4 separate regions of the Homo sapiens genome follow, and regions 2, 3 and 4 are each linked to region 1. Evidence: chromatin loops called from intact Hi-C (ENCODE). Cell type or tissue: mammary epithelial cell. All regions are shown on one strand. Each heading gives the region's core, and the rest is flanking DNA. Links, peaks and the distances in the headings are about the cores only. Region 1 overlaps LOC100293612 (a long non-coding RNA gene). Region 2 overlaps HDAC11 (histone deacetylase 11). Region 3 has its middle 160 kb from the start of IQSEC1. Region 4 overlaps FBLN2 (fibulin 2).

What was found. Hi-C counts contacts between places; a loop is a spot of excess contacts. Peaks named below come from ENCODE experiments on the same cell type or tissue, not always from the same donor. Only the 100,000 strongest peaks of a DNase experiment are listed, where the experiment ranks them.
Region 2: a loop joins it to region 1, with 17 times the contacts of the local background. A loop is called at or near these places in 110 of 110 quality-filtered maps.
Region 3: it touches region 1 in a loop (5-fold over the local background); 4 of 110 quality-filtered maps call a loop at or near these places.
Region 4: a loop joins it to region 1, with 16 times the contacts of the local background. A loop is called at or near these places in 12 of 110 quality-filtered maps.

Annotation. Positions count from the first base shown.
Region 1 is chr3:13,643,668-13,651,330 of GRCh38, forward strand. It overlaps LOC100293612 (a long non-coding RNA gene), which reads right to left. Exons shown (of 2, transcript XR_110033.3): 2 at 3,446-4,809. LINC00620 (long intergenic non-protein coding RNA 620) reads left to right here and starts at 7,054. Exons shown (of 6, transcript NR_027103.1): 1 at 7,054-7,166. RefSeq lists an enhancer at 4,532-4,691. In mammary epithelial cell, for the core only: a CTCF peak has its summit at 4,772 (motif pointing left); DNase peaks (open chromatin) are centred at 4,244 and 4,754.
Region 2 is chr3:13,492,628-13,500,290 of GRCh38, forward strand. HDAC11 (histone deacetylase 11) reads left to right here. Exons shown (of 10, transcript NM_024827.4): 4 at 4,109-4,225; 5 at 5,886-5,928. Among named protein-coding and RNA genes, the nearest start is that of HDAC11, 16 kb to the left of the region's middle. In mammary epithelial cell, for the core only: CTCF peaks have their summits at 1,983 and 3,824 (motif pointing right); a DNase peak (open chromatin) is centred at 3,874.
Region 3 is chr3:13,226,981-13,234,643 of GRCh38, forward strand. It overlaps a transcript of IQSEC1 not described here. Among named protein-coding and RNA genes, the nearest start is that of IQSEC1, 160 kb to the left of the region's middle. RefSeq lists an enhancer at 4,855-5,356. In mammary epithelial cell, for the core only: a CTCF peak has its summit at 2,820 (motif pointing right); a DNase peak (open chromatin) is centred at 2,821.
Region 4 is chr3:13,566,157-13,573,819 of GRCh38, forward strand. It overlaps FBLN2 (fibulin 2), which reads left to right. Exons shown (of 18, transcript NM_001004019.2): 2 at 4,159-5,505. The coding sequence starts at 4,200. Among named protein-coding and RNA genes, the nearest start is that of FBLN2, 21 kb to the left of the region's middle. RefSeq lists enhancers at 2,749-3,708, 5,313-6,029. In mammary epithelial cell, for the core only: a CTCF peak has its summit at 4,506 (motif pointing right); no DNase peak of the experiment used is centred there.

The DNA of each region.
Region 1 (7,663 bases), core at 1,673-6,672:
GTCTGAATCAGCTGACCAGATGCTGGTCTTCAATCACTATTGCCAGAAGGGCAGGTTTACCTGCCTTCTATTTTACAGCAATTGGTGGGAGAAGCATTCCCCAGCCAGACCATCTCTATCCCCAGCATATGCTCCGATAAAGCAGGTGCAGGCACTTCACAGAGAATTTGTTCCAACATTCCAGTTTTCACCTAAGTATCCACCTTAATTCCGTCAACCATCACATTTCTAAATCCTCCCCATTGAACGAGAGCCTCCATTCGGGCTTCGCTGACAGGTTTGGAATCACAGAGCAGAGGCTCCCACAGACGGAGTCTGTTCTCCTCCCCCGGCCATTTCACTCACCCGTGTGTGTATGGCTTTGGGTCCCCAGCTAGGGGGTGGGCCGAGAGACTCAGGCCTTCTCCTGGTTAGATTGTGAGACCACTGCCTCAGGCAACTTGAGATCAGAATTCTCACTGTCATTTTAGGCCTCCCAGGTTTTAAAAATCTTCCGAACTAGAATGAATAAAGCAGATTTTTTAGGGCCTTTTCACATTGGGCGGCCGGCAGGGTCCATCCAGCTTCTGTGAGTGCTGCATTGAGACCGTTGTTTCGTCCTCATCAATATCCACTTTATTCATCTTATTTCTTAACACCTGTTTAAAAGCTTCCACCCTGCTGGGATGAGTCCCTTGACTCTCTCCTTGGTCCTACCCCTTTGTTTTGTCCATGCTCTTATGAAAACCTTTACTATCTGTTGTCTCGGCACACTTTTCCCTTTGGAGGAGGCTCTGAGGCCAGTAGCTACACCTTGGGTCAACTGACTGTACCCTGGCCCAGCATCGGAATCTACCCCACACATTCCTTGGGTAGGGCTTCAGGCTAGAGGCTGTGGTCCAGGCTGACCAGAATCTTGGCTCAGCACCAGGGTCCCTTCCTACACTCACTTACCTTTTAACCACTGCAGATAACAATAACCAAGGGATTTCACATTTTCCTTTTTTGTTGTTTCTTTGCATTTCCTTATATTCTAGTGAGCCAACTGCTTAGGAGTTGGATCCCTCATTTCTAAATTCCATTGATAACTTTTACCTTACAAAAAATTGATTGTATTGGTTCTACCTGCAAGTGTACTTGAAAAAAAAAAAAAGACAAAAAATGGATTGCAGCACAGCCACCACCAGGAATGAAAGTTTCCTCAGCTCCTACCCTTTTACTCTTCCCAAACCACATGTTCCAGTGAGTCAGGGTTGGTCTAGAAAGTCCCAACTCTGACACCAACTGTAAGGAGTTCAGCAAATGATAGAGTTTAAGGAAGGAGTCCCCACCAGGCTGCTCTTACTTCAGGCACCAGCCGAGAATGGGGTTTCCAGGATCACCGTCCCTTCAGATCAATTGGTGACATAGTCAGAGGTCCCTGTAACCACCCTAAGATACAATCATTCACTAGAATGACTCAAAGAAAAGTATAGCACTCAGGAAAGTGCTATACTTATTACAATTTTATTATAGTGAAAGCATACACATCCAAGCCAGCCAAGGGGAGAGACACAGAGGGCAAAGTCCAGGAAGGGTCCAAACATGGAGTTTCTGGTTGTCTCAGATGGTGTGACCTCCTCCCAGACATGATGTATGATAATACACAAAGAGGATAAACAACCAAGGAAGTTTATCTGAGCCTTTGGTATCCAGAGTTTTTACTGGAGCTCATTGGTGGTTGGGGCACAGATATTCCCCAGCACAAGGTGGCAGCACGATTGCTAAAGATGGCACCAGTGGTGGCCCGGGAACACTCACAGGGAATGCTGGTAGAGGGAATGCTGTGGCTGGGAATGCTGATGCAGGCATTGGAAAAATTTGAGGGAATGATGGCTACAAAGACCAGAGGAATTGGACTGCTGAGTTATACTGCCCTGCAGAGGGATGAGAGAGTCTGAGCTGTGAGTTGGAGGTTGGTGGCCAAGCGGGAGGCAGAAAGCCTATGGCAGCTCACAAAGCGGCACCTGTCTCCTGAAGGGGAAGGGCAGGCAGAGCTGAGTGGCAGGCCGAAGACCTGATTGTGAATTTTCTGTTGAACATAATAAAAAAAAAGTCCAGCTGGATGCAGTGAAAAGCAGGGAAGGGCATGCCAGCCCAAGGGAACAGCACGTGCAAAGCTTCTGAAGCGGAGAAGCCTGATCTGCCTGGAAGGACTGGATGAGGGATGAGGGTGGAGGGGGTGGGGTGAGGCAGGGTCAGCAAGGCACCACGAGCCTCCACCAGGGCTCTGAGCAAATCCCCAGAGCACTGGGAGCAGCTGAAGCACGGGGCAGTGATGACAGCCTTGGAACTGCATTTCCCCATACCCCTCTGGCTGTAGGCTGGAGAATGGATTATAAGGGAGGCCCTGCTGGAGCTGATCCCTCTGGGGATATTGGGATGCTATGGTGTGGGGTCCTGGGATGCCAGTCTTATCATTTGGGCTGTATCTCATGCCTGGGCCCCTCTCTTATCTCAGGGACAAGACAGTGACTCACCCATCTCAGACTGGACAAGCCTGGCGGACCCATCTCAGCTAGAGCAGCGACATTCACACCCATGTTCATGATCTCCACCCTCCCGCATGTGCGCTGCTCTCCCGGCCCTGAGGAGGGGTGTGTGGAATGGAACACAGGTCCCCAGACCCCAGACACACTCATATGTGTTAGTCCCACACGGTCAGGGCAGCACCCAGCCCACCTGCTGGCCTCCCCTGCCAGGGCCTTCCTGCTGCCTGTGGGGCCCACACCTGGGTCAGCCTGCCTGTCCTCTCTGGGCATGGCCAGCCTGGGACCAGCTAGAGATGGGCACACCATGATGGGCAGGTCTGTGCAGCTGCCCCACCATCAGGGCATGCAGAGGGCATGTGGGGAGTGCCTGGGGCCCCTGGCCTTCCTGTTGGGTTAGTTTTGGAGAGCTAGGGGGTGAAGGCTGGCACTCACCCACACCATTGTCCCTGGGGGCTGTGTCAATATCCCCATCCCTGCCCCGCCGGCCTCCATCCTAACACCTTCATTGTGTATCTCTGTGCTGAAAATTGGTTTAGAAAATGGGTACTGTGGTGCGGTGGGCATGTATTTTTTAAAATAAAGTTTTAGTCTTAGAATAGTTTTTGATTTCTAGAAAAGGTGCAAAGATAATTCTGAGTAGTCCCCCACCTAATTCCGTTTACTGTTAACACCTTACATTACTATATGTGCACAGTGAGATATGTGTCAATCAATATTGATACATTCTTAACTAAAGTCCATACTTTATTTAGCTTTCCTTTGCTTTTATTTAATGTCCTTTTTCTGTCCCAGGACCTCCTCTGGGATACACATTACGGTTTCTTAGACTAGCTCTGGGATTTTGTTTTTGTTTTGAGATGGGGGGGGGTCTCTCTGTGTTGCCCAGGCTGGTCTTGAACTCCTGGTCTCAAGTAATCTTCTCACTTTAGCCTCCCAAAGTGCTGGGACTACAGGTACACGCCGCCATGCCTGGCTCTTGCCTTGGTTTTGACGATTTTGACAGTTGAGGAGGACTGGCCCGATACATCGTAGGATGCCCGCTACTGGGGTTTGTCTGACACTTTTCTCATGATTAGACTGGGATTGTGGGTCTGGGGAGGAAGATCACAGAGGTAAAGTGCCCTGATCAGCACATCCAATGGAGGGCAGCTGCTGTCAACATGAGGCATCCCTTGTGATGCTGGCGTTGCCCATCTGGCTGAGGTCGTGCTGATTGGGTCTCTCCACTGTGAAGTTTCTCTTCCTCCCCACTCGCTGCAGTGCACTCTTTGGTGCACATATTTGCAGTTGCTTTGCAGCCTGGTGTTACGGATGCCACTCGGCTCCCTGATTGTGTAGTCAGCAGTGTTAAGTGTTCCTTCCTGTTGGCGCACATCTTGTCTGTTGCTGGTGCCTGCTACGGAGTCCTCCGAGGGGCACCCCACACTTTCCCTGGGATCACGTGTCCAGGCTGCTCCCAGGTACGCACCCCACAGACTCTGCTGCAGAGAAGGGGGCCCATTTGTGGACTTCCCTGGACATGCAACCAAGGAGCGAACTGCTGATCATGGGTGTCTGTACTCCAGTTTTGACCCCATTTTTTCAGGCTGCCCTCCAGAAAGCCTGTGCGTCCCCATCAATCATCCCACTTCCTGAGATGTGCCAAGTGGAGGGGCGTGCCGCGCTTGCTTGCCGGCTGTTCTGCACACGGGCGCTAAGGGTTCTGCTTTCTCTGAGTCACTGAGCTACACCCAAAACCAGCATCCCATCCTGTGGGCTGTAGGCTCAAGTGGGTCATTGCTTGGCTTGGGCACAATATTTAGAAAAGTTTTGAGCCAACATGTCAACACTGAGGAATTTCACGTGCCCTTTTAGGTTTTGGGCTGCTCTGGAAACCCCAAACTGCTTCTTTCTTATGGTTCCCAAGGTAAATCTGTTCTTCTCAACGTTTTTCATTTGGAAGACCCCGTTGCCCCACAGCACCTTATGGCTTCTGCAAAATAGACTGGGTCCACTGCAAAGCCCTGTCTCCAGGCAGAGCTTTTCCCGCCAAGGGCTGGGCAGCCTGGCTGGAGGCAGTGAGCACCCATCGCAGGAGGTATCAGAGCGGCCCCAGCAGGTCCCGGGTGTGGGATGGGGCCACTGACGTTCCCCTCGTTTAGCTTCCATAGCTTTGTGAGACAGGCATTCTCCTCGCCTGCCGCTCTGCAAGCTGGTGGGACAGAAGCACCTTCCAGCTTTGTGGATGAGTTCTGACGCAGCTGCGGGGCAACAGTGCCCCCTCGTGGCTGCAGCCCCAGCCTGGCCGCTCTGCCTGCAACTAATGGAGGGGTGGATTTGGACAAGTGGCACGGGGGAAAGGTGTTTCTGACTGCAGGAAGGGCTGCAAGGCTTTCCCACAGCCAGTGTGGCTGGAGGGAAAGGTGCGGTGGGAGCAGAGGCCAGAGGTCTGTGGGGACCAAGTGGGGAGAGGATGGGATACTGAGTGAGGGGTGGTCCTTGAGGGAATTTGGGCAGAGTGGCCACCCCTCCCTTGAACAGTAGGTCTGTCCATGATCCCAAGGGCTCCCTGGGGTCTGCTCCTCTGACCCATTCCTAAGACCAAGGGATTCCAACCACAGGAATCTTCCTGCAAACAGATTTGTGGGCTGGCTTGGCCTGGCCTGCTCTGCCATGGATGGAACCATCGTTGATAGCTAGGGGCTTTAATGATGGAACTGTGGGCAAAATGCACCCCCAAGGGAATGGAGGTGACTCAGTTCCACCAGCATCTACCGGCAGCCCCTGCCGTGTCCAGGCTCTGTGCTGGCAGGCTCTGCGTTGCTCAGATCCTGTTCCCACCTACAACCTGGAGGGAGGGCTCCCAGCCCCATCTATAGAGGTGGAAACTGAGGTTCAGAGAGAGTGTATGACTTGCCTAGGGCCACACAGGGATTCAACTCTGTAAGGGAAACCTCATTGCTCAGGAGAATGAGAAGAAAAGCCACAGACTGGGAGAAAATATTTGCAAAGGACATAGCTGATAAATGACTATTATCCAAAATCTACAAATAACTCTTAACACTCAATAATAGGAAAACAACCCAATTAAAAAGTGGGCAGAAGATCTAAACAGACACCTCATTCAAGAAGATACACAGATGGCAAATAAGCACCTGAAAGATGCTCCACATAGGTATATCATTAGGGAGCTGCAAGTTAAACCAACCATGAGATACTGCCACGCACCTACTGGAGTGGCTCATATCCAAAGCACTAACACACCAAATGCTGGCGAGGATGTGGAGCACCAGGAACTCACATTCATTGCTGGTGGGAATGCAAAATGGCACAACCACTTTGGAAAACAGTTTGGCTGTTTTTTTTTTTTTTTTTTTTTTTTTTTTTTTTTTTCAGACAGGGTCTTTCTCTGTCACCCAGGCTGGAGTGCAGTGAAGCAATCACGATTCACTGCAGCCTCAACCTACCAGGCTCATGTGATTCTCCCACCTCAGCCTCTTGAGTAGCTGGGACTACAGGCATGCACCACCACGCCCAACTGATTTTTGTATTTTTTGTAGAGGCGGGGTTTTGCCATGTGGCCCAGCCAATCTGAAGCCAATCTGAAAAGGCTACACACTGTATGATTCCAACAATACAACATTCTGGAAAAGGCAAAACTATGGGAACAGTAAAAAGATCTGTGGTTGCCAGGGGTTAGGGGGAAGGGAGCACAGGGGATTACGGGTGGAGTTTAGAGAATTTTTTGGGCGGTGACACTATTCTGTGTGATACAATAATGGTGGATAAGGGTCGTTGTACATTTGTCCAAACACATGGAATGTACAGCTTCAAGAATGAGCCCTCACGTAAACCATGGGCTGTGGGTGACACTGATGTGGCAGTGCAGGTCCCTCATGCACCCCTCTGCTGGGGATGTTGATAGAGGGGAGGTTGTGCACGTGTAGGGGCAGGGAGTGTGTGGGAACTCTCTGTACTTTCTGCTCAGTTTTCCTGGGAACCTAAAACTGTTCTAAAAAATTAAGTCTACTTAAAAAACAAAACATAACAGCCCACTGCGTGGCCCTCCCCATACTCCCAAAGCTCACATTCTAGTGGGGAGTCAGACACAGAAACAGACACAACCATGTTGGCAGTCACTGCAATGATGAGGCAGACACAGGGGGCTGTGGAAACTCAAGAGGGGCCATTATAGTGGCATCAGGGAAGGCTTCCTGGAGGAGGTGTTGCCTCCAGTGGGTTTTGACGTGCAGCAGGAATCACCCAGCCGGAGATCAGGGCAGGCACTGCAGGCAGCATGCTCAAAGGCACGAAGGAGTGAGGTGGTGGGGGAGCAGCGGAAGTTCCTAGCGCAGCGTGGGGGTGCTCTGTGCACAGATAAGTTGCGGGCCGCGGGAAACAGGACCCTGGGGGGCCCCCTAGAGCCTCGCGGAGCGGCTTGCAGAGGAGCCTCGGGGCCACGGCGTGTGTGCAGCGACACCTGGCGGTGGCATGCGGAACTGCGGACGGCTGCGCAGGAGCGGACAGCGGAGAGGCGGTACTGACCGGTGCGAGGCGGTGCTGACCGGTGCGGGCCGGTGCGGGCCAGTGCAGGCCAGGCCCGGCCGGGGCGAGGCAGGTGGCCAGGTCCGAGGACCGCGTCGCACAGCAGCTTTCAGGACCTGGAGAGAAATCGAGGTGGGGGTGCGTGAACGTGGATGGGCAGAAATAACATCTTTTGTACTCTAATTGGAACATAGCATGTCCTTTAATTATGAACGCAATGAGCTATAGTAGCACTACTGATTTCAGAGATGGCGCAATCTCGCTTTCCTTCCTTAGTACTTTGAAATTGCAGTGGGTATTAGACCCGCTGCTAGACCGTGTCATTCACTGGGTTAAGAAGGAAGCCCAGGTAGCGCCACGTCACAGACCCCTTTTAGTATTCTGATAACTATAATTTAAATCTAATCGGCATTTAAGAGCCTACAGGCTTGCCCAGACTGCCAAAGGCGTCTCTGGCACACACACACGCACACACACTAACATGCACACAAGCAGACACACATGCACGCAGACACGCACATGAACACATGCACACGCACACTTGCATGTACACACGTGTGTACACATACACACATGCATGGTTGAGAACCTCTCTGGAGAGGAAAGGCAACACCAGTGTGTCCGCTATG
Region 2 (7,663 bases), core at 1,181-6,180, 150 kb before region 1:
TCCACCCCTTGGGTTGAAGAGATTCTCCTCCCTCGCCTCCTGAGTAGCTGGGATTACAGGCACCTGCCACCATGCCCGGCTAATTTTTGTGTTTTTAATGGACACCAGATTTCACCATGTTGGCCAGGCTGGTCGTGAACTCTGGACCTCAAGTAATCCGCCTACCTCAGCCTCCCAAAGTTCTGGGATTACAGATGTAAGCCACCAAGCCTGGCTGGGTGTGGGGATTTTAGATTAGATGAGGAGGACAGGCCTCTCTGACTGGTTTCCACCTCTAAGTCCTCATCCAAAGCCTTGTTTTATAGATGAGACAGAGGCACAGAGAAGTGAATTCTAAATTCACATAGCCAGTGGCAGAACCCAGACTTGGACCAGTTTGGGGAACTTCTGAGCCTGTCCACCCCAGTCCTAGCCTCACCCACAGTGCCCTTGCCCAGGGCGAGACTATCAGGGAGCCTGACCTGCTGGATCTGGGCAGTCCCACCGTGGCATGCTGCATGTCCCAGAGAAGGTATCTGTCAGCAGTGCAGCACCCCCCACCTGCCCCACCCACAGCTCCCTCGGGGGCTATCCCTGGAAGTGTTGGTCAGAAAGTGAATCTCCAGATGTCACCTGGTGGTGCCCTGAGCTCCTCCTACCTGCCACCTCCTCTGACCACATAGAGCCTGCTCTAGCCCAGGCCCTCTTCCCTCTCCTCCCCTCACCCAGGGACCCGCCACTAGTCCGCCCCACCCACTCTGTTTATTTCTCACCTTGGCCACTGATGGGTGGTTTCTCCTAGAGCGGTGCTGCCCTGTGGAACCTTCTGCAATGATGGAAATGCTCAGACCTGCTCTGTGCAGTCCAGTCGCCACTGGCCGCATGTGGCTCTTGAAATATGGAGAGTGTAACTGAGGAACCAAACTTGAATTTTTAAAATTTTGATGAATTTACAATCACTCGTAAGTAGCCACCTGTGGCTGGCAGCCACTGGATTGGATGGTGCTGGTCTAGGGTGTTGGCAACCACATCACTGCCTTGTGCAGAAACCACTGCTGCACCAGGAGAAGGCCCAAGTGCCAGCCTCCTCTTCACTGCCCGAAGCCTGCTGCTCCGCTGAGGGGCTCGTCTCGCCAACGTTGGCACAGCAAACACACATACTTTCTCCTGTGGGGGCTGGTCCTGCTGGCCAAGTCCCGTGCATGCTCCTGGGTGGCTGCACCTGGCCCCTGCACCAGGTCAGGTCCAATCTGTGGAGGATACCAAGGAACCTCTTTGAGGTTCCCAAGTGTGTCCCATGCCACTGCAGTTTTGCAGAAGGTTAGTGTGTGTGACTTAAAAGGCAAAGAGGGCAGGCAGATCTTCTGACATCTGGGGGGAGCAAAGTTAGAATGGAATATTTGCTGCAGAACTTCTCAGAGCCTTTAGCATGCTAGGATGTGCTGCAAATCTCCAGGAGGCAGGCGGCATAAGCCATGCTTCCCAAACGACTTGCCGGTGGAAGCCTCCTTGAGGAGTGCTGTGCGAGACCCGTGGCTGTGGAGCACACGAGAGAATGCCTTTCTCGTGGTTTGTGTCCATGCTGGGCTCTCGGCTGCATTGTCTTCCAGTCTGTGTCCCCTGCTGGCTTCCCAGGGAGGGAGGGAGGCTGTGACTCCATGTGCTCCTTCAGCGGCTCGTTTGTTTGCTCATTCGTTCATGGAAAACCATGGTTCCATGCCAGCCACACGCGGGGCCTCTGCCGGGCAGTGGGATGAGTGTGGTGAACAAGAGGAGCTGATGACCTCAGGCAGGGACCTTCCTTTCTCTGGGTCTGTCCCGCAACATACACACACGCACACACGCACACGGACATACCTGTGCACACATGTATACACAAGACACATACACACACATACATACACTCATGGGTGTGTCCTGCAGCTGTCTGGCTGTGCTGGTCCCAGCTCTTACACTCCCACCCCTTCCCAGGCCCTGTGATGCCTCCATGTTACCGCCAGAGGGCCTGGGCTTGTGGAAGTGGTGCCCCGTGGGCACCTCTCCTTCCCGACCATGAGTGGGACCCTGCTCACTGCCTTCTCTACCAGAGTGAGGGAGTGATGCCAGCTTCCCCCGCCTTCAGCCGCCCTTGCCGGCCTGGGCTGGTGGCCATGGGCATTCCCCAGCAGTGTGGGCAGGCTGGGTGCCTGGCACCCCCAGGACTATGACAGAAGCCTCCCCTGGTGGCCAGGGCCTAAGCCATGAGGCCCCTGCTGGGGCCTGACTTAGGGTGTGTCCTGCCTTTTGTCCGGCCCTGAGTGGCCTGGCTACAGCACCTCTTGGCCCTCTGAGGTTCGTCACCCCTCTGCCATCACACCCATCCCTGGCCACCCTCTCCCTGCCTGCTGCCTGCTGTCTGTCATTGAACATGCTCGTGTTTCTCCCATCCTAAAACTCCTCCTCCTGGTTGGTGAACGCAATGGCCACACTTCCCACTTTCCTCTCATGGAATGTCTGCAGCTTGGTGCCTCCCTCCACCTGCTCCTTCCAGCCACCCTCTCTCCACCTGGCCTCCTGAGCACTGCACCTTAGGTCTTTCCACATCTCACCCTGTCCCAGGGAAGCCCTTGATCGTCCCCAGGGGTTCTCTCTCTGGGCCTTGCCCTTCAGCATGGGAAGCCTGCAGTCCCAACCCAGCCCTTCACCTCCCACTCTCCCACCCCTGTTCTGAGCTCCAGTCTCACTTAAACCTCAGCTGTCTCACCTGGCTGCCCCAGGGGCTGACTTGGCCCATAGAGAGCAGAACCTAGTGCCGCCTCTGTACCCTGCTTCAGGTTCACCTCCAAGTGCCATTACCCTCACAGGCCCCAGACCCGACACCTGGGCCCTCTACCCCTTGTCCCTGCATGCTGCCTGCTAATACCTGCTCCTCTTACCACCCCAGACCCTTCTTATCTCATGCTTCCTCTCTAGGGCTGCTACTTCTCTATTCCTGTTCCCCTAATTGGTTCTCCTTGCTGCAGCTAGTGCAGCTTGGGACAGCACCATCTATGGTTCCCTACTGCCCTGACGACAATGTGTGAGCCTGTGCTAGGAGACCAGGCCCTGTGTGATAAGCTCAGCCTGCCCTGTTCCAGCTGCACCCACCTTCTCTAGATCATGGACTCACTTCTCTGCCCACAGATACCTTTTTCCCTTGACCTCTGCATCTGGATAACTCCTATTCACTCTTCACCTCCTGCAAATGCCATCACCCCCAGAAAGCCTCTCTAATAACCCCCACCCAGTTCTCCTCTTCATCACCACACTCATCACACTGCAAATAAGTGTCTGCAAGTGTCCTGGCATGAGAATGGGCCCTCCAGTGCCCACCTGGGGCACCTAGCAGGCACTTAGTAAATATTTACAAAGTGAGTGGCTCTGCCTCGCGTGGGTGGGGAGCAGGGATGCGTTTTCAGCCAGGAGATGGCTTGGGGTTTGGGTTCAGCTGGGCAGCCAGTGCCATGGATATTTACCTGGTGCACTTGGAGGTCACAGGGCACACTCTGTCCTGATCTTAGTGCAGATACCTTTCAGGTACCGTAGACCCCCCCAGCCTCAGCAGCTGGAGATGAGGGCAGTGCATCCCTTTTGCCAGGAAGGTCCGATTCCCAATGGACAAAGAGGCAATGCAGTGCGAGGGAGCCAGAGGCCAGGGCTCCCGTCCCAGCTCTGTCAGTGACTCATTGTGTGGCCTTGGGAAGATCCTCGCTGCCTAGGCCTCAGTGTCCCCTTCTGTACAGTGGGTGGTCTAGACTAATTTGTTATCCCAAAGCAGTCCTAGACCTGCACTGCTGACTTGGAGCCCTCTGCACCTCCTGTTCTGGGCACAAGAGGGCAGCCAAGGGCCTCAGAACGCTGAGGAACCCTGGCCAACTAGCTTTAAGAAATGCATTGTGTAAACTGCTCTTTACTGAGCCCAGAGCTTGCCAGGAGCCTGGTAGGGTTGTGGCTCTGGCTCTCATTTCTACCAAAGGAAGTGTGCTTGACCAGGGAGTTCATCCAAGGGCACCTGGAAACTGTCCTCAAGGCATTTCCCGGGGAACCAATTTCTCACGGGTTGCCTCAGGGTGGGGAAGCGGAGGCCAACAGCCCCTGTCTTTTTCCGCAGTGGTCCTTTGCTGTTGCTACCATCACAGAAATCCCCCCCGTTATCTTCCTCCCCAACTTCCTTGTGCAGAGGAAGGTGCTGAGGCCCCTTCGGACCCAGACAGGAGGAACCATAATGGTAGGTGGGGTGGGGGGGCATGGCTGGGCTGGGGGCCCCCACACCCCAGGGTCCTTCTCACCTCCTTTGCCCTGGAATGCCCTCCTCCCACTTAGTAGTTGAACAGAATCCTAAATATTCCTCAAGGCTCGGCAACAATGACCCTTTCTCCAAAAGCCTTTTTTCCCCATCTTGGGACATCAGAATTCTCTTCTCATCGTTCCTTCTCCTATGACCTCCTATTTGTTACCGTAATTGCTAGTATATAATATACCTCTCCACCCACCAAAGCGGATATCCTAGCACTATGGCTTTAAGGCACACCCCCTCACCAGTTTTTTCTTTCTTTCTTTCTTTTTTTTTTTTGAGTAGAGTCTCGTTCTGTCGCCCAGGCTGGAGTGCAGTGGTGTGATCTTGGCTCACTGCAACCTCTGCCTCCTAGGTTCAAGCGATTCTCTTGCCTCAGGCTCCTGAGTAGCTGGGACTACAGGTGTTCGCCACCATGCCTGGCTAATTTTTGTATTTTTAGTAGAGACGGGGTTTTACCATGTTGGCCAGGCTGGTCTTGAACTCCTGACCTCAAATGATCCACTCACCTTGGCCTCCCAAAGTACTGGGATTACAGGCTTTGAGCCACCATGCCCAGCCCTAATGCACCCAAAATTAAGATGGAGAACTGATCCTCCATGACTTCAGTGATGAATAAGCCTCCACGTCTCCCCCACTGCGGGTGTGGCAACAAAGAATCCCCACAGCAAAATTAGGTTTCACATTGTGTGTGTGGTTTTTTTAAAAAAATGTGCCACACACTGCCTAGTTATTTGGAGATAGAGGAATGTTTCACATGCAAATGTATGAGGATCTAACCCAGCCCTGGATCACTACCTACTGATCCCCTACAGTTCTGTTATGTTTGTAAATTTGTACTTTTTCCTTTAGCTTAGTAGAATATTACTGCCCATCCCCAAAACTATGATTTCCTGGAAGATTTCAGTATTTAGTCTACTATATTTCTTTTTTTGCTTTTTTTTTTTTTTTTTTTGAGACAGAGTCTCACTCTGTCCTCCAGGCTGGAGTGCAGGGGTGTGACCTTGGCTCACTGCAACCTCTGCCTCCTGGGTTCAAGTGATTCTCCTGCCTCAGCCTCCCGAGTAGCTGGGATTACAGGCACACGCCACTCTGCCTGGCTAATTTTTGTATTTTTAGTAGAGACGGGGTTTCACCATGTTGGCGAGGCTGGTCTTGAACTCCTGACCTCAAGTGATCCGCCTGCCTCGGCCTCCCAAAGTGCTGGGATTACAGGCGTGAGCCACTGCGCCTGGCCCAGTCTACTGTATTTCTGTGAGCAAAACTTTGCCTATTTTCCCTTTGAAAGCCATATCAAAATTATTGTCAGCTCATATGTGATGGATGATAAGTACTTTTATTTTTTCCAGTTTCCTTGCACAATTTCAAAGGTGCTTATGCACTGTACATCTCATATGCCAGCCAAGCTGGCACTTACTTCCTGGACTGTTGCTTGGGGTAGGGAGTTCCTTCTATACCCCTGCCTTGTAGCTCAGCTCATCCTTCCCCCAGAGCTGGCTAGAAGCAGTGTTTATGGAATGAGTGCATGAATCAGTGAATGAATGACTGGTGGATCGGCTGCCTGCGCCCCCTCACCCTCTGCTTGTCTCCAAAGGCGGGGAAGCTGGCTGTGGAGCGAGGCTGGGCCATCAACGTGGGTGAGTGCTGGGAATGTCCTCGGGAATGTCCAGCCCGGCTTGGTGGAACTGGCCTGAAAGGGGGCTGGGGGAGGGCGGGAGGATCCTGGAGGTGGCAGCTGTGAATTCAGAAGCTCTGGTTTTCCCAAGTCACCCTAGCCTCCTTGTGGAGTGGCCTGGAGGTTGATGTGTAGCCTCCTAGGTACCTGGGAGAGACTGACCAGTGCCTCCATCTGACGTGGGATCCTTGTCTAAGGAGGTCCCCGGGTGGTTCCCCAGCCCCCTCTTTGCGTACTTCCGGTGGCAGGGAGCTTCCTCCCTTCCAGAGAGCGTGTGCCATCCTTGGGCAGCTCAGCATGGTCTGAAGCCTGCCTTGTGTCTTCCCTGAAGGACTCCACCTGTGTCCTGGGGCCCAGGACAGCCCACAGAGGCTTGGTCATGTTGGGTTGGGTGGGCACATCCTGGGTCAATACCACCACCTTCTCAAGGGTCCAGAGGGCCCGTGCTCCCCAGCCCCCTTGAATCTCCCACAAGATTGGCTCATGGGAGGGCTGCACGGGAGTCTCCCTTGTCCCTGTCATTGTCCCTCCTGGAGGCACAGCACTTGACAATTTACAAAGCTCTTTTTCACCAGGCTCTTTTTTTCTTTTTCGAGACGTAGTTTCACTCTTGTTGCCCAGGCTGGAGTGCAATGGCGCGATCTCGGCTCACCGCAACCTCCGCCTCCCAGGTTCAAACAATTCTCCTGCCTCAGCCTCCTGAGTAGCTGAGATTACAGGCATGCACCACCATGCCCGGCTAATTTTGTATTTTTAGTAGAGACAGGGTTTCTCCATGTTGGTCAGGCTGGGTCTTGAACTCCCGACCTCAGGTGATACGCCCACCTCGCTCGGCCTCCCAAAGTGCTAAGATTACAGACATGAGCCACCACGCCCGGCCTTCACCCAGACTCTTATTTGAGCTGGGCATAATTGTCAGGCCTGTCTCACTGATGAGGAAATGGCCATGGAAAGATGCGTACTGGATCGTGTAGAGCCCTAAAGCAGGGTCCCCCAGCCTTTGGCTCTGAACTCTGCAGGGGAGAGTCCACCTTGGGCCACTGCACAGTTGAGGGGAGCCCCACTCTGCAGGGGCTGGGTCTCTTCCATCTTGGTATTACCAGGTGCCTAGCATTCAGTCTGGCATAGTAATGATGTTATGGTACTCTGCTGCACAAACCCGGGAGTGATCTGTGCCCTGCGTGTCTACAGCAGGGTTCCGAGGAGGGCCTGGATGGCCCTCCCCATGGCAGGTGTTACTGCCTGGTAGAGGTTAAGAGCCTGGATCCTGATCCACCCTGGGTTTGATCCTGGTTCTGCCATTACCTGGCTGTGTGACCCTGGGCAAGTTGCTGACCTCCTCTGTGGGTCAGTCTCCTCATCTGTAAAATGGGGATGGTGATGCTAATGCCCCTCCTCGGGCTGGAGGGAGTCTTCAGCAAGCTCAGTTGCTCAGTCAGGTGTTCACTGTGGCTGTCTTCTCATCATTAGGAGCCAACAGTAGCCTCCTGGGGGGTGGGAGAGGCAAGTTCCTGGTATCCATGGGGCCAGCTGCACACTGTCTGACGGAGCAGTTGTTGGGCTCAATTTCAGAGGGCCTCTGCAATTCAGGCCATCCCAGGGGCTGCAGGGGAGGGGGTATCTATGGGCCCTAGGGCTCTGAGGCTGTGTCTCAGGGTTGAGGGGTGATGGATCCCGGGCTCTAGGGCCCTCCTCGT
Region 3 (7,663 bases), core at 900-5,899, 420 kb before region 1:
CTCCTCGTTTGGGATCGTTTGAGCCCAGGAGTTCAAGGCTGCAGTGAGCGATGATCATGCCACTGTAGTCCAGCCTGGGGGACAGAGATACTGTCACTAAAAAAAAAAATTCCGGCCAGGCGTGGTGGCTCACGCCTGTAATCCCAGCACTTTGGAAGGCCGAGGCAGGTGGATCACCTGAGTTCAGGAGTTCAAGACCAACCTGGCCAACCTGGTGAAACCCCGTCTCTACTAAAAATACAAAAATTAGCTGGGCATGGTGGCGGGCGCCTATAATCCCAGCTACTCGGGAGGCTGAGGCAGGAGAATTACTCGAACCCGGGAGGCAGAGGATGCCGTGAGCCGAGATTGCGCCATTGCATTCCAGCCTGGGCGACAAAGCGGGACTCTGTCTCAAAAAAAAAAAAAAAAAAAAAGAAAGAAAGAAAAGAAAACGAAAAAAGAAAAAAAAAATCCTGCCCTCTCGTAGCTCATGTTCTAGTGGGGACACTGGAGGGGCAAGAGGAAGTGCAGTAACATATGAGGTCAGAGGGGTGATAGTGACACATCGTGCAGGGGCTGTGCCCACTGTGAGGACTCTGGTTGTCACCTGGGTGAGGTGGGTGCTGTGGGAGGGTGCTGAGCAGAGGAGGGACCAGGGCTGATGGGCAGAGCAGGGGGACCGTTCTTAAGGCTACAACCAGGAGAGAGCTGGCAGTGCCGGGGCCAGGTGGGGCGATAGAGGGCTGGAGGGGCAGATTCCGAAGGGGTCCACCGTCATTCACTAGTGGCTGACAGGGGGTTGTGGAGACAGGCAGCAAAGTGGGGACTTTCCGGGAGGCATCTCACAGGAAGACGTCCACACGTGAGGAACAGAGACCACTGCCTTGGCTTGGAGCTGCAGGAGGCAGGCTAAGCCCACACGGATGCCGAGGCCTGAGGCTGGATCCTCAGCCTGGATGCTGCCTCCACCCCAGCTTGCCGAGGACCCCCCACCATCCCCAGCAGCCTGGCCTCAGTTTCTAAACAGGGTGAAGGGCCAGCGATGGTTCCTCTGAGGCCCTCGGCTGTCCCTGCTGTCTATGCGCCTCCTGCTCTCAGGCCTGGGAGGTGTGATTTACTCTCCTGACCTCCAGGCAGCCCGGCTCCTGCTGGTAAATGCACTGAAAAGTCCATCTTTTCCACCTCCAGCCCTGCTGGGAGTGCCCAGGTGCCATCACCTGGGAACAGCTGATGACGCGAGCTAAGAAGTTCAGAGTTGCTTTTGCTTTACAAGGCGCATAGGAACACACTGTACTAAGAACGTGCCAGAAGCCTCAAGATCACTAAAGATCCCCATTTACCAGACCGGAAACAAAGGAGCAGGGGAAGGAAGCGCACACGTGGGGCTTCGTGGGCTGGAACTGCATGACCTCGGCAAGTCACTTCCCTCCCAGAGCCACTCTTTCCCAGGTTAGCTGGAGACAGCCACAACCTACAGGCAGGCGTGGTCGGAATTAAAGACAGCAGGCACCAAATGCGTGGTGAATGGGAGACATTATAGTAACTGTTTTATTAATCTTAGATTAAACTATTTCTTGCAACTTTGAAAAGAAACCAAAATCTTATTTTAGCTTGCAAAGGTCCTAATACCTTAAAATTTTTTGAAATCTTTAAAGCCTTACCAAAACCTTTGCAGGGCCTGCAAGGAGTGGCAGGATCTGGCCCTGCTCACTTCCCCCATCTCAGCTCCTTCCTCTCACCCTTGCCCTCTGTGCTCCAACCTTGCTGACCTCTTAGCTCTCTAAACAAGAAAACTTGTGCTGACCTCAGGGCCTTTGCACATGCTGTTCCTGCTGCTGGAAACACTGTTCCCAGGCTCTCGGTACCGACAGGATCCCTTCAGGACTTGGTGTAAATGCTACTTCCTCAGCAAGGCCTTCCACACTGCTTCACCTCAGTTTAGTCTGTCTCCTCTCTTTTCTCCTCCTGGCACCTAGGACAATCTCTCATTGGTCTGAGAACTCCACAACTCCATCTGTCCGTCTCTCTTTTCACCACTAGAGCCTGGCCTGGTGCCTGGCACACAGTATAGATTATGGAATAAACAAATAAGCCTGTGACATGGGCTGGCACCACTGGCATACACACACACACTCTCATATACACCCTCACACAGTTGGCACAGCACAGAACAGAGTAACATCAAATCCTGACTGCCTGGGTTCAAATCTCACCTTTCCCCTAAACAGCATTTGGTAAGTTACCTGCAAATTTTAAAGCTGTGATATTGTTTGGTTTGTCAAGTTCTTAGTATGGTGAGGTTCTCTCACAACCATGTGCTGTTTTGATGTACACATACTATGATGACAGGGCCTGGCCTATAACAGCTACTGCATAAATGTACTCAGCCTTCAAATGCTTGCTGAGTGTACAGGGGTCCAGGCACTGCCATCACAGGGGAAGCCCTCATCTTAGCTGTCGAAGTGTTTATGGCCTTCTGTGTGACAATTTAAACAGCTGTGCAAGAGATGAATGCCCAATCGAGGCAGTAATGGCTGAGCTGTCACAGGCTGCCCGGGACTGACTGTCACACGAGTGCATTACAGACAAATGCAGGGGAAATGTGGTGGGAGGAGGGGGGACCTTGAGGGGTCAGCAGGGACTTCGTCAGGGAAAAGAGATCTGAGCTGGCAGGTGGACTCACACCCATCTATTCATTCTTCGTTCTTCCCCCTAAACTCGCCAAACTTGTTCCTACACTGGAGCCTCTGCACACACTGTTCCCCCTGCTGGGATGCTTATCCCCAGGTCCATCCAGGAGCTAAGCTCCTCTTCTGCACAGCTCAGCCAGCACCTCTAGAGGGCTCTGCCTAGACACACCACTTCCTAGCTGTGTGAACTTGGGCAAGTGACCCAACCTGTCTGTGCTTGCTTCGGTTTCTTCATATGTCAAGTAAGAATAAAAATAGCACTTATTTCATGGGGCTGCTTTGAAGTTTGAGTTAATATGCATAAAATATACAGAAGAGTGCCTGGCATATGGTATACAGGAAATATGAGGGGACTTCAAGATGTTCATGGAAAAATGGAATTAAAAGATAAAAATAGAAAGTATAAACTTTATTTCTCAACATGAGCTCTATCAAGGTCAAAACACTTTTGTAAGTGATGATTCCAGCCATTTAGTCCATCTTTAAAGAATAAAGAACAGAGGGTCCCAGGAATTCAACTATATCCATGCAGTCTTGTTTACATTATTACCCGAAGAAAGATGGGTGCCCTTTAGAGTTGTTTTTAAGATTAAGAAACATAAATAAGTCAGAAGGAGCCAAATCAGGACTGTAAGGTGGATGCCTATGATTTCCCCTCAAACGCTCACAAAATTGACCTTGTTCGATGACAGGAATGAGCAGTGGCATTGTCGTGGTGGACTCTGGTGAAGCTTCCCCAGGTGTTTTTCTGCTAAAGCTTTGGCTAACTTTCTCAAAACACTCATCATAAGCAGATGTGATTGTTTTTTGGCCCTCTAGAAAGTCAACAAACAAAATGCTTTGAGCATCCCCAAAACTGTTGCCATGAGCTTTGCTCTTGACTGGTCAGTTTTTGCTTTAACTGGACCCCTTCTACCTCTTGGTAGCCATTGCTTTGATTGTGTTTTGTCTTCAGGGTTGTACTGAAGCTGTGTTTCATCACCTGTTATAGTTCTTCAAAGTCATGCTCAGGATCTTGATCCCACTTGCTAAAAATTTCCATGGAAAGCTCTGCCCTTGTCTGCAGTTGATCTGGAAGCAACAGTTTTGGCACCCTTAACTATAAGAAAGATTTCCTTAACTATAATTTTTCATTCAGAATAGAATAAGCTGAACTAAGAAAGAAGACCATGGTGTTGGCTATTGTTCTGCTGTTACCCATTGGTCCTCTTCAACTGGGGCATGGACAAAATGAATATTTTCCTTGCAGACTGATGTGGATTGTGTGCCACAGAGGGCTTCATCCTCAACATCATCTTGTTCCTTCTTAAAAGGAGGTATCCATTTGTAAACTGCTGATTTCTTTGGGGCACTGTCCCCTTAAACTTTTCATAAAGTATTGATGATTTTACCATAAATTTGATGTTTGCTTTTGTTTCAATTTTAGCAGAATTATTATTACTCTGATAGGAGCTCTTTTCAAACTGATGTCTTATTCTTCTTAGGACCTCAAAGTAGATCCTGTTTGGACATGTTACAAGTTAGTACAAGTTTATTTTGATGCAAAAAATTTGGAAATCCATGCAGAGTTTTTAAAAATAATACTCATTTTCCATGAACTTTTTGAAGTCCCGTGCGTGTGTGTGTCTGTGTGTGTGCCCACGTGTGCACACATGTGTGCATCTGTCTCTCTTAGTTTGAGCTACTATAACAAGATGCTATAGACTAGGTGGCTTAAAAACTGAAATTTATTTCTCACAGGTTGGGAAGTCCAGATCAGGGTGCCACATAGCGGGGATCTGGTCTTCTTGCTGCAGCCTCACATGGTGGGGAGAGAGAGAGGAAGCTAGCTTTCTCATCTCTTTTTATAAGGACACAAATTCCATCATGAGGGCTCCACCTGCATGACCTCACCACCTCCCAACGGCCCCACCTTCAAATATCAACATGATGGGGATTAGGGTTTTAACATGTGAACCTGGGGGACACAAACAATAGACACTATTATTCTCTATAAAATGGGGATGATGAGCCCTACTTTGCTGTCTCTACCAAATGCAATAATGAATGTGAATGTTTCTTCTAAACTATAAATTACTATGCCAAGACCCTAACTCTGATTTCCACCTAAGCACTGACTTTCCCAAGAGCACAACGGGTCTCTAAACCTCAGGAAGTTGGACTATTTTTATTTTGAACTTGACCAAAGCTGTTCATGGTTTCAGAAACTCACACCCCCTTTGGCGATGCCGTGCATGACTTCTGAGCTGCTGACATCTGCTCTTCCAATGCACTTGCAGCAGTCACATTCTGGTGCTCCCACGCCGAGAGGCGGATGTCACTGCCTCCCCTGCCTCGGAGGAGAAACATGCCGGGCCCCAACCTAGTGCACTGACGTGTTGAAACCTGGATTACTTGGATCATAATTCACTTTCCTTTGCCTTCTACTTTATAATAGTTAGGGCACTGTACTGGTTTTTTTATAAAATACGTGCTGGGTGTGCTTTCTCAGCTGAGTCTCACTTCAGGACGACAAAGGGAGTTGCGAAGTGTTTGCTATCCTAGATGGGTTGTTCTGAGACCCTGCACTAGCCACTCAGCCCCACCACTGTCCTATCATAGACAGGAGGAAACAAGAACATGGGCCAAGGTGCCCAGCTAGCAGGATCTGGGGGGCACCAACGCCGAGTGGCTTCTGCTGCCCTCTTCTCTGGAGGAAGGGGGTCCACTGCCCCCAACCCAGGCTAGGTCTCTGTCCACCTCCCTGATGACCTCCCTCTCTGGCAGGAGGCTGTCGCAGGAAACGCTTGTAGCAGTAATTCACAGGGAGGCGTCATCTGCATTCCCAGCAAGGCAGGGAGGTGGCAGGGAGAAGAAAGGCGGGGAGGCCTCTCACGGGGTGGTGACAAGCAGAGAGAGGACCCAGCCTGGCCCGGCTGCAGGTCTGGGGAGAGAGGGCAGGGGGCAGGTCAGATGTGACAGTCCACGAAAGTGAGCTGGAGTCAGGGGCGCAGGAGACAGAGCCACAGCCTCATGGGCTACACAGACTTGGAGAATAATGATAAAATTATGTATTAAATATTATTAGGTAATAAATAAAGAGTAGTGTACCCCAGTGTCCACAGCTGAGTGGATAAACACAATGTGGTCTATACACACCTTGGAATCGAATCCAACCATGAAATGGAAGGGAATTCTGACCCACACAACAATATGGATGAAGCCTGAGGACACTATGTGAAGCGAAATAAGCCCGTCACGAAACGTGAAAAACAGTCTCATTCTACTTGTGTGAGGTCCCTAGCAGGACATAAAGTAGAATGGTGGGTGCCCGGGGCTGGGGGAGGGAGGATGGAGAGTTGATGTTTAATGGAGGCAGAGTTTGTATTTGGGAGGAGGAAAAGGTCCTGGAGATGGGTGGCAGTGGTGGCTGCACAGCAAAGTGAAGGTACTAATGCCACCGCAATGTGCACTTAAAAATGGTGACAATGGTAAATGTTACGCTGTGTATTTTATCACAGAAAACAAAGTGTCACGTGAGGTGCTCATTAGAAATGCAGATTCCAGGGCAGAGTCTCTTAGAGACCCAGACTTCAGGTCTGGGACAGAGTCTGGGCACCTGCGTGCCAACAACCACCCCAGGGACCAGATGCAAGTGTTCTGGGAACACACTTTGAGACATGCCACCCTCCATCCAGCACTGTCCCTTCCTCCATCCTGAGGGGTCTGCAGGCCTCACCACTTTGCCTGCTCACTGGCGGCTGCAGACCGTCCTGGCTTCAGGCCCCTGTTCTGGCTGTGCTGTGGACTTGGCTGAGCCACCCGCTACCATTTCCCAACCTCCACTCACCTGGGAGCCTCCTGTGGCAGGTTCCACAGTCTGTCTATTCCACCGTGTGGACAGACCACATTATGTTTATCCAAGCCTCAAGGGGTTGGTCCCGGACTGTGCCCCAGCCTCCCCACCCAGCTCGACATAACCCCACTCTCTTCCCTTCCTCCCCTCCGCCTGACTGTCCTCACAGCCGGGTGGGGATTCTCCCTGCCACGTAGCCTGCTGTCTTTTCTCCTTGCTCTTGTTTCACAGATTCCTGGTTGGCTCCTTGAGAAACAGGTCCAGAGGTGCTGAACTCCCCAGGGAAGAGTGAGGGCTCCCGGCAGGCTCCTGGGGAGCAAAGCCCGGCTCCCTGCTCACATGTGGTATGGCCTTGGGCGGGGCACTTCCCCTCTCTGTGCCCTGTAACATGGGGATAATTCTAGTACCCAGAACCCCCAAAAAGTGGGGAGGGTGAATCAAGATAAAATGTGCAAACTGTTCAGACAAGAGGCCAGGCAGGTGAGTGCTGTTGAAGTGGGGGCTGCTGCAATGACTGACAAGGCGAAACTGACGCGCTCTGCATGCCACTTCCGGGATCCCAGTGGAATTTAAAATACAAGCTTCCCCTAGCTCTCCAATGCTGGGTTTGTCTAATTTCGTGCTTCAAAACTTTGGCACAGATTGTGCCTGTGTTTGTCTGTGTGTACCCCAGTGTCTATGTGGGTCTGTGGGTGTGAGCCCCCATGTCTGTGTGTGCCTGTGGGTGTGAGCCCCCGTGTCTGTGCCTGTGGGTGTGAGCCCCCGTGTCTGTGCCTGTGGGTGTGAGTCCCCGTGTCTGTGCCTGTGGGTGTGAGTCCTGTGTCTGTGTGTGCCTGTGGGTGTGAGCCCTGTGTCTGTGTGTGCCTATGGGTGTGAGCACCATGTCCATGTGAGCCTGGGCAGCTGCTCCACAGGAAGGGACCAAGACAATGGTTTAAGCTACACCACAGATGACACCTCTCCAGCAGGAAGCCTGGGGTCGAACCTGCCCCTGGGAGACCCCCTCCCTTCCCTGAAACACCTGAATTTCTTCTAAGTACCCCCCTACCCCATGTCATCTTGCGCTATTACTGCTGCTGCTGACACTAATACCTACTTAAGTGGGCTGGTACGAGAAAAAGAGAAAAGAAACCCACACAGGTTATGCCTGCAGCAG
Region 4 (7,663 bases), core at 1,440-6,439, 78 kb before region 1:
CTCCTTCCCCACCCCATCTCCAGGGGCTTCTTTTTTCAGGTTGCTGAGGGGTGGGAGCTGTCTGCAGAAGCCGGGGTTGTGGGAAAACTCAGCTGGAGCTCCCAGGAGGGGCATGTTTGATTCTGTGACCCTGCAGTGTAGAGACTGTGCCCTCCTGCTTCTCTCTTGTACGAGTGTCCCCAGCCCTGCTTGCTTATCTCTGGCGATAGATAGGGAGCTCACTCCTTCCCAGCAGCCTGGTCAGTCCCTGCCCTGGAGGGAGTGTTCTCCACTTGGAGCTGACATCTGCCATCTCCTCCATGCCCCCACCTCCCGCCCCACACATACACGCCCCATTGGGAGCAGCTGTGGAGATGTGAGGACAGTGAGGTCTGCTATTCTCCCAGGTGAGCCACCCCAAGGGGCCTGGGCCCCCTCACCACGTGGGCCACTCCCTCTCGACACATCCCAGATGGTCCTTTCCCCTCCTGAGTGGACATACAACCATCAGACAGCACCAGGATACTCTGAGCTGCATGCATTTGGGGGGGCCCAGACGACTTGGGGAACCTGGGAGCTCACACCCCATGTGACATCTCAGGGTGGCCAGAGCTCTGTGGCTTGAAACAGGAGTTGGAAACCTGAATTTTTATGTGAACGTTTTCAATTTATGCATGCTGGTAACCAATTTAAAATGAGAAACCCACTGTGTGAGCCAAACGAAAGCACTTATGGGCCAGATAATGCTGGTGGGCCCCCGACTATGACCTGAGGTATGGTGGAACACGTTCACTGGGTGGATGCAGAACCAGGGCTCAGAGAGGGCCAGGGCCGTGCCTGGGGTTGCGCAGCAAATGTGGAAAATGCAGAGTCAGGCTTGGGCCTGATGTTCTTTATCATTGCCCTGGGCCTGGAGTGGGGAGATGGGCAAGCCTGAGGTTTGGGATTGCTTAAGCATGGACAGAATGTGATGCTGGGGGCCTGGGGGGCCAAGGGGCCAGGTCACCCTGGGGGCTGTGCCGGTGAGCAGAGCAAGGGGATGGACTTGGTGGACCGGGTGGTGGGGCAGGGTGGGCTGGGAAGGAAGTTCTTCTGGAAGAAGTTCTAGGACAGCCCTGTGTCCTGTGGCTGGGGTACTGTCCTCTCAGGACACAACGTTCATGCCTAGGTGTGTGATGCACCTGAAGGCAGGAGGGCAGGGAGCTTGGGTCTCAGTTCACCAAAGATTTCCTTTTGTTTTGAGACGGGGTCTCCCTCTGTTCCCCAGGATGGAGTGCAGTGGCACGATCTCGGCTCACTCCAACCTCCGCCTCCGGGGTTCAAGCAGTTCTCCTGCCTCATCCTCCTGAGTTGCTGGGATTACAGGCACACGCCATCATGCCTGGCTAATTTTTGTATTTCTGGTAGAGACAGGGTTTCACCACGTTGGCCAGGCTGGTCTCGAACTCCTGACCTCAAGTGATCCGCCTGTCTTGGCCTCCCAAAGTGCTGGGATTACAGGCGTGAGCCACCTCGCCTGGCCAAAGATTTCCTTTCTTAAAAGACACTGTCAGCTGGCACGGTGGCTCATGCCTGTAATCCCAGCACTGTAGGAGGCTGAGGCAGGAGGGTCGCTTGAGGTCAAGAGTTCAAGACCAATCTGGGCAACACAGTGAGACCCTTGTTAAAAAAAATTAGCTGGGTGTAGTGGTGTGTGCCTGTAGTTCCACCTACTCAGAAGGCTGAGGTGGGAAGATCGCTTGAGCTCGGGAGGTTGAGGCTGCGATGAGCTATGATCACACAACTGTGCTCTAGCCTGGACAACAGAGTGAGACCCTGTCTCTAAAAACAAACAGAAAGAACTGTTGAGAGTGGACCTGAGGGCCTCTCCCTTGCAGTCTGGAGGGTCCTTGCTTTTGCTGACTGGGAGTAAAGGCCCTGATTCTCCCAGGGGCCCATTCCTAATGTCAGTGGCTTTACGGAGTCCTCCAGCTTCCTGAGGTGGCACCTCAGTGTGAGGGCAGGGGCGTCAGCCCTCGAGGCCCCAGAGGCTCCCTAGCACTCCGCCGGCCCTGAGCCTGGTCTGGGCATGGGCTTCCATCTCCCTGCCCGTCCATGGCCCTCCACCGCAGCCTTCCCTGCCTCGGTCACACAACTCCCCCTTCCAGGCGCTCCTGGACTTCTGTCTTCTGTCCGCTGCATCCTATCCATCAGCAAATCCTGTGGGTCCTACCTTCAAAATAGATCCCCTGTGCCACCATCTCCTGCCTCTCTTCGCTCACTGCCCTGGGCTCTCTCACCTGCTCCCTGCTGGCTCCCGTGTCTCAGCGCAGTGGGCAGCTGGGTGGGTCCCTTGCACTGGAGAGTCCCAGGCTCCAGCGCTTACAGGCACGCCCAGAGGCCCTCACAGCAGGCTGGAAGCCCGTTGCTCTGCAGTTACCACCCGTGTGCTGATGTGGCTCAGCCCTGGGGGCCCTCTCTGTCCTTCACCTTTCTGCTGCTGGTCCGGCCTCAGCCCCTTGGCCCTGCCACTCCCTGCCTGACGCCCTCCTCAGAGAAGCCCTCCTCTTCCGCCGGACTGACACGGGCTCCCCTGACACTGCCACGTCCTCCTTCCGTCTCCTTGATTCCCTTCATTTATTTCATCATGGGGCTCATGCCTGCCTGGCGTTCAGTTCTCTACAGATTTGCTCTTGGGTTTATTATCTGCCCCTCCACCCCTGAGGGTGTCAGTGCTGTGAGGACGCTGGGAACCTGTCTTGCTGGCTGATAAACCCCTGGTTCCTAGAGGGGCTGGGTGCAGAGGAGGCGTTCCTTTAGAAATGGGGCAGGCTTGGGGACCACTGCTGTGGTAACGAGTCCTGCTGTCCCTCTGTCACTGCCCTATGGGGCTGCGCTTTAGGCTGGGAGTCGGAGAAGGAGCTCTTGCCTGTGACTTTGGGGAGCACGCTGTCTATAAGAGTCAGGTACGGCCACTGGGTCACAAGTGGGGCTACAGGCACTGGGGACTTGGGCCAGGGTGGAGGAGGGAGGAGGCATGAGGACTGGTGAGAAGGTGGCATTTGAGTGGCTTGTGCAAGATGAGAGGGGAGAAGAGCCCTTGGGGGAGTTCAGGCCTAAGGGCCTGTGGGAGGGTCGGGTTGGGATGGCTCCTGCAGGGCCTTGAGTGCCAGGCTCAGCTGGGAATCCAGACCTTTCCTTTCTGGCCATGGGAAACTGGGGCGGGCTGTGGGGCCGTGGCATGTCGGGGCCAGCTGCTCTCAGGCCAGACTGGGTTCCCTGGGAAAGGGGAGGAGTGGTGGGCAGGGAGGTGGCGGGGCTGTTCCAGTGGAGATCAGAGCTGAGACTGGAGTGGGGACAGGGCCTAGAGATGGAAGGAAGGGGTAGAGACCGTGGGGAGGGAGTGGAGACAGATTGCGGGGAGAATGGACATGACTGGGGGAGTTGGTGGGGTGTTAGGGACAGCAAGGCATCAGGATGCATTTGCCAGTGCTACTGGGGAGGGGGACAGGAGCGTCCCCTGGGGCTAAGCCTGCAGTCCCGAGGGTCTCAGAGGTGTGTTCCTGAGTCCTAGGGTCTGCGGGCTGGGGCTGTAGGGGGCGTCTTGTTCTTGCCTAGCATTTCCCCACTGACTGTATTTTCTGGCCAGCAGCTGTGGTGCGTGGCTGGGGACTGAGTCAAGGATCTGGGGGGAGGGATTGGTCGGGTGTGTGCGTGGGACTGTGCGTGTGAGACCGCCCAGGGTGTGTACTGGCACGTGGGCATGCTGTGGGTGAGACAGCGTGTGTAACTGCATAGAGGATTATGGGGCATATTGCCTGACGTGCCCTGGTGAGTGTGACCGAGTGGGTGTGGGGCTGTGCATGTGTGTGTGTGGGCACGAGGGCTCACTCAGAGGACCTGCCTCAGAATGCAGGTGAGGATGGAGGATGGAGTGGCCCAGCAAACACGTGTGGGGCTGTCAGCGACTCCAGGTCAACACCTGTGGCGCCCAGCGACTAGACACTCACCTGTGTGTGATCTGACCCATGTGTGGCGGAGCCTGTGTGTGTGTGTGAGGCAGTGCTTAGTGTGCTCCTGGGGATGAGCGCATGCGTGTGAGGTGGCTGAGGCTGGGCCCCTGCCCGCGTGCGTGCCGGTGTGCACCGTGTCTGTGTGTGCACACCCAGTACTGACAGGCTTCCTTTCTGATTCCCCCAGGGTCTTACAGGAGAGGGGACCGTCCTGGGCTGGCCTGGACCATGGTGCTGCTCTGGGAGCCTGCAGGAGCCTGGCTTGCTCTGGGCCTGGCCCTGGCCCTGGGCCCCAGCGTGGCCGCAGCTGCCCCTCGGCAGGACTGCACGGGCGTGGAGTGCCCGCCGCTGGAGAACTGCATTGAGGAGGCGCTGGAGCCGGGTGCCTGCTGTGCCACGTGTGTGCAGCAGGGCTGCGCCTGCGAGGGCTACCAGTACTATGACTGCCTACAGGGTGGCTTCGTGCGCGGCCGCGTGCCCGCCGGTCAGTCCTATTTTGTGGACTTCGGGAGCACTGAGTGCTCCTGCCCACCAGGCGGCGGCAAGATCAGCTGCCAGTTCATGCTGTGCCCGGAGCTGCCGCCCAACTGCATCGAGGCTGTAGTGGTGGCTGACAGCTGCCCACAGTGCGGCCAGGTGGGCTGCGTCCACGCGGGCCACAAGTACGCCGCTGGCCACACTGTTCACCTGCCGCCCTGCCGGGCCTGCCACTGCCCTGACGCCGGTGGAGAGCTCATCTGCTACCAGCTCCCCGGTTGCCACGGGAACTTCTCAGATGCCGAGGAGGGTGACCCCGAGCGACACTACGAAGACCCCTACAGCTATGACCAGGAGGTGGCCGAGGTGGAAGCAGCAACAGCCCTGGGGGGTGAGGTCCAGGCGGGTGCAGTCCAGGCAGGCGCAGGGGGCCCCCCAGCTGCTCTGGGAGGTGGGAGTCAGCCACTGTCCACCATCCAGGCACCCCCCTGGCCAGCTGTCCTCCCCAGGCCCACAGCGGCTGCTGCCCTGGGTCCCCCAGCCCCAGTGCAGGCCAAAGCTAGGAGAGTGACCGAGGACAGTGAGGAGGAAGAAGAGGAGGAGGAGGAGAGAGAGGAAATGGCTGTCACTGAGCAGCTGGCAGCAGGTGGCCACAGGGGGCTGGATGGGCTGCCCACTACAGCCCCAGCTGGACCCAGTCTTCCTATCCAGGAGGAGAGGGCAGAAGCTGGGGCAAGGGCAGAAGCTGGGGCAAGGCCTGAAGAGAACCTCATCCTGGATGCCCAAGCCACGTCCCGCAGCACTGGGCCGGAGGGCGTGACGCATGCACCGAGCCTGGGCAAGGCTGCTCTCGTCCCAACTCAGGCCGTGCCTGGCTCTCCCAGGGACCCAGTCAAGCCCAGCCCCCACAACATCCTGTCCACATCACTGCCTGATGCAGCCTGGATCCCACCCACCCGAGAAGTGCCCAGGAAGCCGCAAGTTCTGCCCCATTCCCACGTGGAGGAGGACACAGACCCCAACTCTGTCCATTCTATCCCCAGAAGTAGCCCTGAAGGTAAGACCCTGTCCTGGTTCCTTCAGGGCACTTTGTGTGGGAAGGGCAGCCTTGGGCTCTGGCCGCTGCCCCAGGTCTCTGCCTGGGGCTGGGGATGCTGGACTGTGGGGCCAGGCCTAGGGTGGCCACCCCAGGCCCTTGGTTTGGGCAGGAGGCTGTGAGAGTGCATCTTCTCCCAGGCCCAGCTCTTGGGATGGGATGGGTGGGTGGGAGTGGGGTTCCTGTTGTGGGAGGTGCTGGGCCCCCTGGTAGGGCTGCGGTAGTGGTCAAGGGTCCAGAAGGTGCACATCTTCAGAGCTGGGGGCCCTGAGGAGGGTTCCTGCCTCAGCCCGGTAGGCCCCCACGTGTCCTGGCAGGAAATGCGAAGGGCGGTCTCTTCTCAGCTGCCCCGGTGGCTGGCCTGTGGCCTAGGAGCCTAGCATGGCCACCTCTGCCAATTTTTCAACAAATGTCAGCCAGAAAGCTGAATTTTATGTGACATCTTCCCATTTCTAAGTGTCTGCAGCAAATCCTAATCTCACAAGCATGTGTTGTAGAAAGAAGTGAACTCGTGGACAGAGGCGAGGTGGGTGGGCCATTTGAGCAGGGGCGCTGGCCATGCTGGGCCAGTGGAGGTGGTGGGGCCACACCAGCTGTACCCTCACTCCATGGAGGCCCCTCTCCGAGCTGGTCAGGCAGCTTCCCATCAGTCCTTCCAGCAGCACCGAGTGCTTACTACTATGTACGCTGTTTCACCAGTGAGGCAACTGGGGCTCGAGGGTGGTGCTGGAGGCTCAGGTCACACAACCAGTGAGCAGTGGGCCTGGAAGGCCCTGGAGCCTGCACTCCTGACCCTATATCCTCCAAGCCACCTGCCACAGAGTTCAATACACTCCATCGGGCACATCAGAGCAGGCAGCCAGGACCAGGGCACCCAGGCTTCAGATAGGGACCGGCCCAAGGCTGTGCAGAGGCTGGTAGGCGGCCCAGGCCTCTTCTTGCCCATCCATGCCTGCTCCCAGCAGGTCCTCCATAGCCCAGCACAGTCAGACACCCCATTTGAAGACCCCATGAGCTGTGGCGAGAAGGGGAATGGTCCGCTGAGCCTACCTAAGAGCCGTCCTCAAAGGGCGCTGCTGCTAAGCAGGGGCCACAGCCCCCACGAGGCTGACCCCTTCCTGCTTACTTTAGGAGCCTTGAACTCCTGCAGGGGGTGATTCTGTCACAAGAGCTGGGGGCTTGCAGATCCAGAAGCCTGGTCTAGCTTCCATGGGGACCTGGGGTGATGCTCCTAAGACCCCACGCAGGTTTGAAACCCCCGTGGGCCAACACTGGAGAGGAGAGGCTTCAGGAGTCCTCTAGCAAACAGGTTAATCTGGGTGGATAACCCTGTGCTGCCACAGCCTAGGGAATCTGGGGGCCTCACAGACCCACAGACATTGGAAAGGCCCAGAGCTCCGTCAGTGTGAGAGGGGACAGCCCCGCACCTGGGGGGAGCGCCTCAAACACAAATCAGATCATGCCACCTTCTGCCCTATATGGCTCCCTCCGGCCGGCCCCTCCCCAGCCTCTTCTCACACCAGTCAGAGCTTCCTTTCAATCAAGTTCAATTCCCTCTGGCTAAGGGGCCTTTGCACGTGCTGTTTCCCCCGCCTGGAGCACCCCCTTCTCACCACTGCCCACTTATCACCTCATCCTCTACATTGCAGCTCAAGTGGAAGCTCAAGACTCCCTGCAGGGAGCCTTCCCTGACCCCCAGGAGGAGTCAGATCCCCTGAGTGAGGCTCACCACTTCACTCCTCAGCTCGTATCACTGCTCAGAACATCACACCTCTGTGACTGCTGGGGTCTCTATCTCCTCCTCAAAGCCCCAAGCTCCCCAAGGTCAGGGTCTCTGCTGGGTTTTGTGAACCCTGTACATTCAGCATCTTACCGGCTCCTGTGCACATGCTGGGCACTCAGAAGCCACTGTCAGAGGGTGGGCCGGGCGTGGTGGCTCACGCCTGTAATCCCAGCACTTTGGGAGGCCAAGGTGGGTGGGTCACCAGAGGTCAGGAGTTCGAGACCAGCCTGGCCAACGTGGTGAAACCTCAAATCTACTAAAAATACAAAATTAGTCTGGCGTGGTGGCAGGCGCCCGTAATCCCAGCTACTTGGGCGGCTGAGGCAGGAGAATCAC